Regions from separate parts of the Mus musculus genome. Here region 1 is linked to region 2. The links are chromatin contacts, found by Hi-C or POLR2A ChIA-PET in ENCODE. All regions are on one chromosome and are shown on one strand. The core of a region is the stretch at or near the end of the contact, and the rest is flanking DNA. Distances in the headings are between cores, read along the strand shown. Region 1 holds the start of Gpn1 (GPN-loop GTPase 1). Region 2 holds the start of Zfp512 (zinc finger protein 512).

What was found. A loop is a pair of places that touch in the nucleus more often than their neighbours do. ChIA-PET counts read pairs that join two places held with the same protein, here RNA polymerase II (POLR2A).
Region 1: a loop to region 2 is called in a map of heart, with 4 times the contacts of the local background. The contact joins the promoter of Gpn1 here to the promoter of Zfp512 in region 2. A Hi-C loop is called at or near these places in 1 of 37 maps with a recorded cell type or tissue (heart). POLR2A ChIA-PET finds 5 or more read pairs at or near these places in 3 of 5 experiments (all embryonic stem cell).

The regions. Positions count from the first base shown.
Region 1 is chr5:31,493,418-31,496,232 of GRCm38, reverse strand. Gpn1 (GPN-loop GTPase 1) reads right to left here and starts at 1,492. Exons shown (of 14, transcript NM_133756.5): 1 at 1,350-1,492; 2 at 622-715. The coding sequence starts at 1,460.
Region 2 is chr5:31,451,099-31,453,798 of GRCm38, reverse strand. It overlaps Zfp512 (zinc finger protein 512), which reads right to left and starts at 1,363. Exons shown (of 14, transcript NM_172993.3): 1 at 1,222-1,363; 2 at 586-644. The coding sequence starts at 1,251.

The DNA.
Region 1 (2,815 bases), core at 243-2,742, 42 kb before region 2:
GGGGTAAGAAAGCTTCATACCCTAGCCCTGACAGTTAAGGCCTAGGAGTCAGGAAGCCTGGACATCCAAGAGCCCTGTTAGTGGATCACAGACACTTTGATAACAAATCTACCCCCACGCCCACCTTTTCTTTTCCAAACGAGGTCTGGCTATGCAAGTCGGACTGACTCTGAACTCTAAATATTCTGCCTCAGGCTCCCTTGGATCACACCAATACTTAAATCTTTTTGATAGTCTCAATCAGAAAGCTCTCCTCAGAACAGTGCATATTCTTACACACACACCCCACACACACAACTTTGGAAATGGAAGGAACCTGCCTATAAAGTGAATTACAGCAAATCTTATAAACTCTGACAAAAGAAACCAAAGGATTCACGTGTCAGGTGACAGCCCGACCTAATGTCATGTCTCATTCTCAAACCAATTCAACGGTTTCACACACCGAGGGCATGAGAGAGAGGTGAGCGGGGATAGTGCATAAGAGGGATAAATCTGCATAAGCAAGAAGCCTGTTCCGGAACTCAGGCAAATCCACAGAAAAGAAAAGTACATAGTTAGCTAGCTTAGAAAGAAAAGACAAGAAAAGGAAATCAAGCAAGCAGGCAGGCAGGCACTCACCAATATTGGCGGGAAAGGGGACTTCATGCACAGCTGGGTCCAGGTTGATTACATACGGTGGACAGCCTTTGTTGTGCAGGTGTCCTGTGAGCCTCTGCAAAAACAAGGAGCCAGGGTTGGAGGGTGATGACCAAAGGATAGGAACGGGCCCCGAGAATTCCCATCCCTTTACTGACCATGCTTATAAAATCTGTAACAATCTCCTTCTTCCCTCAGCGTGTTCAACACTGAAGAGTTTAAAAAGCCATCTAGTTCCAGTACCTGTCTCCCTATTCTCCGTCACGGCTTCGCTAACTCTGCCCCTCCAAGGGTTTTCTTCCTCTGTCTCCTCCACTAAAACACTCACTCCGTGAAAGCAAGAACCCTGTCGATCTCATTGCCGCTGTACTCTCAGAGCTTAGAACGTGGTAGGTCGAACGAAGTGATTCTTTCACAACTCTTCACGCAAACCAGAGTAGTAGACGTTACACTCCCCTACTCTTTAGGCCCGGGCCTTCGGAAAGCTGCCAATTCGCAGCAAGACAAGTTCAGCTGTACCAAGTGTGCATTAAGGTTGCCCAGGAGCCGGCCTCAAGTGACCCAGGCTAGGGTTCGAGGCTTCGGGAAGGAAAGGAGTCAGAGGACAGCTCGAGAAAACCACGCGCCCGGACCCGCAGATTCCCCAGACAACTTCCTCCCTTCTTCCCGGGCCTGAGGCGCCACTACCGCTTCTGCACGGTGCACGTCACCTGTACAAAGGTAGTTTTCCCGGATCCCGCCATTCCCAACACCAACAGACACACGGGGGGCTGAGGAGCCCGGGAAGCCTGGGGTTCGGATGGAGCCACGGGCGCCGCCATCTTTCCTCAGCCACGCCCACCACTCAGGGATCGCCCGGCGGCCTGCGGGCTCTCTGAATTCCGGGCTGCGATTGGTAGGAAAATCCGTCCTCTTGCGTACAGGGCTACGATTGGTCGAACGATCCGGCCTCTCTGAGTTTAGGGTTGCGATTGGCCAGACTATCCAAACCGCTCGAACCTACTGCAGTGGGTGCCTGACCGGCTTTTGGCATCTGACTTGCAGGGGTCACTTTGATGCTATAGTGGCTTTGCACAAGTGAGGGGTAGTGTAGGGAACCAGGAAGGGTTGACAGGAGTGAGATAGGACCCGGAAAGGGTTAAGCTCGTGTCCCCAAGGGAGTAATGAGGTGGGATTCCCAAGCCAGGATCTGTCAGGATCCTATAACAAAGGTGTTGCTCTACCTTTTATTTTATTGTCTAAGAAGAAGAAGAAAAAAATTAAACGTCATTATGTTCTAGAAAATATTAGGTAAAAATTAGCGTAACACTTGAAAGATAGCATGAATACTGTACTTTAACAGAGGAAGATACATTTTCTGGCAATCATTGCCTAATGCAAAGGGGACTAAAGAACCTTACAGCGTTTGTGGCTGAAGTGTGGCTGAATAATTAATACCGGAAGATATGGGTAGAGGAAGGGAGACGAACCTCATGAGGGAAAGCCCTGTATGACAGAGACTGTGACCAATGTCTTATTTGCTCATCTGTATGGCTATTTGTCCAAGGGAAGAAGAAAAGATGGTGAACCAAAGGCTCAAGGGAACCAGAAAACTCCTAAAAAGTCCCCTTTAAGAGTGAGGTAAAGGGCTAGGAGTCAAGGGTGGCCCTGGGTTTTGTTGACATTCTTGGAAAGTGGATAAAACTCTTTTTTTTTTTTTTAAGATTTATTTATTTATTATATGTAAGTACACTGTAGCTGTCTTCCGACACTCCAGAAGAGGGAGTCAGATCTCATTATGGGTGGTTGTGAGCCACCATGTGGTTGCTGGGATTTGAACTCCGGACTTTCGGAAGAGTAGTCGGGTGCTTTTACCCGCTGAGCCATCTCACCAGCCCCCGTGGATAAAACTCTTAAAGAACAAAAAGTTTGTATATATCTATACATAGATATCTCATTTTATTATGACATGTGCAGGCTGTGGAGAGGGCTCAGTTAGTAAGGTGCTTGCTGCACAAACTTAAGGGCCAGAATTCAGACCCCTGCCCTCACATAAAAGCCCAGGCATTGTGGATTGTGCCTATAATCCCAGTGCTAGGGAGCTAGAGATGGGAGAATCCCTGGAGCTCAGTGGCCAGCTAGCTTAGCCAAATTAATGAGCTCCAGGATCAGTGAGCAACGTACCATACCAAATGGA
Region 2 (2,700 bases), core at 114-2,613:
ACCTACTACACAGCTTGTTCAGAGCAGACATCCCGTAAGTGTTATCTAAGTGAATGAACTCACCCCGGAGGTCCAAGTTAATAAAATCTTTCTTTTGTGTTAGCCATGGCAAAACTTAGCACATTCATTACACAAAACAATAAATCAGGGCTGCAACCAAGTAGCTTAGAAATGTAAAGATTGCTTATAGCTGTTTTTATTTCCCTCCCCAGTCCATCAAATTAATTATGAGCACATATTTGATATGGGGGGCAGAGGCCACGCAGGAATACCACTAACTGAAACACACACTCCATTTTTATTAGACTGCATCTTTATTGCAAGCCAGGTTTTCTTTCCCCCACACTAGGATTTTATCTGCACTGTCCAATCCCGTAGCTACTACCTACAGATGGTTATTGAAGTTTTAGTCCATTAAAATGAAATAGAATTTGTAATTCGGTTCTTCAATTGTACTAGCCACATCTCAAGTGCCCCAAAGCCATACCTGTCTGGTGGCTATGATGCTCCACAGTGCAGACACAGAACATCTTTAGCAGCACTGTCTACACCATTACAAAAATGTCCTCAGAAAACCTCACTTACTTCTTAGCTCCCACGATCCTGGTGCTCCTCTGCTGCTTAAGGGATGTGGGTCCCGGGGTCTAGCAAATCACAAGCACAGGAGTGAGTGCTAGGGACCTTTGAAGCTCATCCGCAAAGAGATGAATCCCCCTTGTGCCTAGATGTGAAGCTGTCCCGAGCAACTACTTCAAATGGACTGAAGGAGACACTTTTTAGGAAACCTGTGCCATTCTATTTATTCACAATGTAAAGACGGGTTGACAATACCAGAGTTTTCATCTTTGTCCATTCTCAAAACCCTATCCTAGATAGAGGCTTGAAAAGAAAAGACGAGGAAAAAAAAAATATATATATGATATATACATATGTATCATATATATATTAAAAGAAACGGGAGGCACTGGGGATGCTGAAGGAATATAAATAATTACAATGTGTCGAGGAACTCAGTCCAAGGATACGAGGACTAAGCAATAAAAATAAAAATGGGAAGAAAAAAGGCGGTAAGTGGATCTGATATAAAAGGGTGGGGCCTAGGATTGGCTCCGGAAAAAAAAAAAAAAAACAACTCTGAGTACAAAACAAAAGCAAAGGACCGCGTGTTCTCAGCTCGACAGTTCTATTTCTAAAGTATAATGGTCACACCAAGAAACTCACGGCGGTGACTGCACCGAGTCTGGAAGACATCACTCCCCCTCCACGCCTAACAATTTCACCCAAGGGCTCCGGACAGACCAACGCCACTTCCGCTCTCCTCGCCTCTCCCGGATGTGGTCTCAGCGGCGACTAACCCTGTTCTGAACACCTACTTCCGCCTAGCTGCTTCCGAGGGGGCTGCGGCGGGAAAGGAGTCACGTGATAACTCTTCTTCGGCTTCCATTGAGACCCCGCCCCCATAGCAACAAGGGAGTAGGCAGGCCTTTGGGGCGTGAAGGTTGGAGCAAATGGGAGGAGTCTGAATATTTAAGGGGTCCTCCCGAACTAGCGTTTGCACACCTACTCCCACCCATCCCACAAGTGGTTTTACAGATGCAAACGAAATTCAAATCGCCCCTTTATTGATCTTAAATTAAAGACCCATTCTCTTCTCCTTCCCTCCCAGATATCTCTTTCTTTGCTCAGGTGAGGGACAGAACTCTCCTTATCCACTAACTTCTGGCCTCCAAACTTGTCTAGCTTTTGGATTTTTTTTTTTTTTTTTTTTTTTGGTGCGGTCCCTGAAAGACATGAACACTTTAGCCAAGTTACATCTGGATCTCTCCAGCGGATGAGTCTGGAACAATGCCTGTTCTTAGAAGAAGTGGGCTTGATCCAGAACTATGTCCTTTCCAACCAGAGGGAACGGAAAAGGATCTTTCAGAGAAATTACCATGGCTCCTTTCTGAATGACTGCCCAGTGACGTCCACGAGAGACTGAGATGGCTCGTTTTTGAGGGACTGAGGCATCTCAGAGAATAGAGAGTCTGCTGACTCCTCCCTGAAAGACTGTGTAGACTCTTCTTCACAGAAGGAATGTGCCCTCTTCTCTCTAGAAGTCTACAAGGGCTTCTCCCTGAGGGACTGTGAAGGTTCCTTCCTGAGGGACTACAAGGGCTCCACCTCAAGTGACTTCTAGGGCTCTTCCCTGAAGGACTTGGAAAGCTACTCCCTGAGGGATTTTGAGGACTTCTCCTTGAGGAACTGTGGCCTCTCCCCTTAAAGAGACTGTTATGTCTTCTATCAAAGAGCTATGATAAGTTCTTACAGAGGAACTAAGACTGTTTCTCTGGGAGGGACTTTAATGACTCTGATTTCATCAAGGAAGTAAACTCAGCCCCGGTACAAGAGACAGACACATGCTCAGTGACTTCCTGGAATATGTCGCTGAACTTTGAACTAGTTTTCTTGACTCCCAATCTACTACCAGAGTATTGCTGGATTATGGAAGATGTTGAGCAGAGTGTTGACATCGTTAAAGGCATTCTTTTCTCATTACTGTGACATAAAATATGTCTCTGAATATAGTTTTTAACCACTGAAGTCTGAGAAACAGTCCTTGAAACCCTTTCTAGCAGGCTTTGAGAAAATACCATTAGTTCAGCTGGAACCCCAAAAATTAAGAATAGATTGGTAGATGTCCATAGTGGAGCCTTCTGT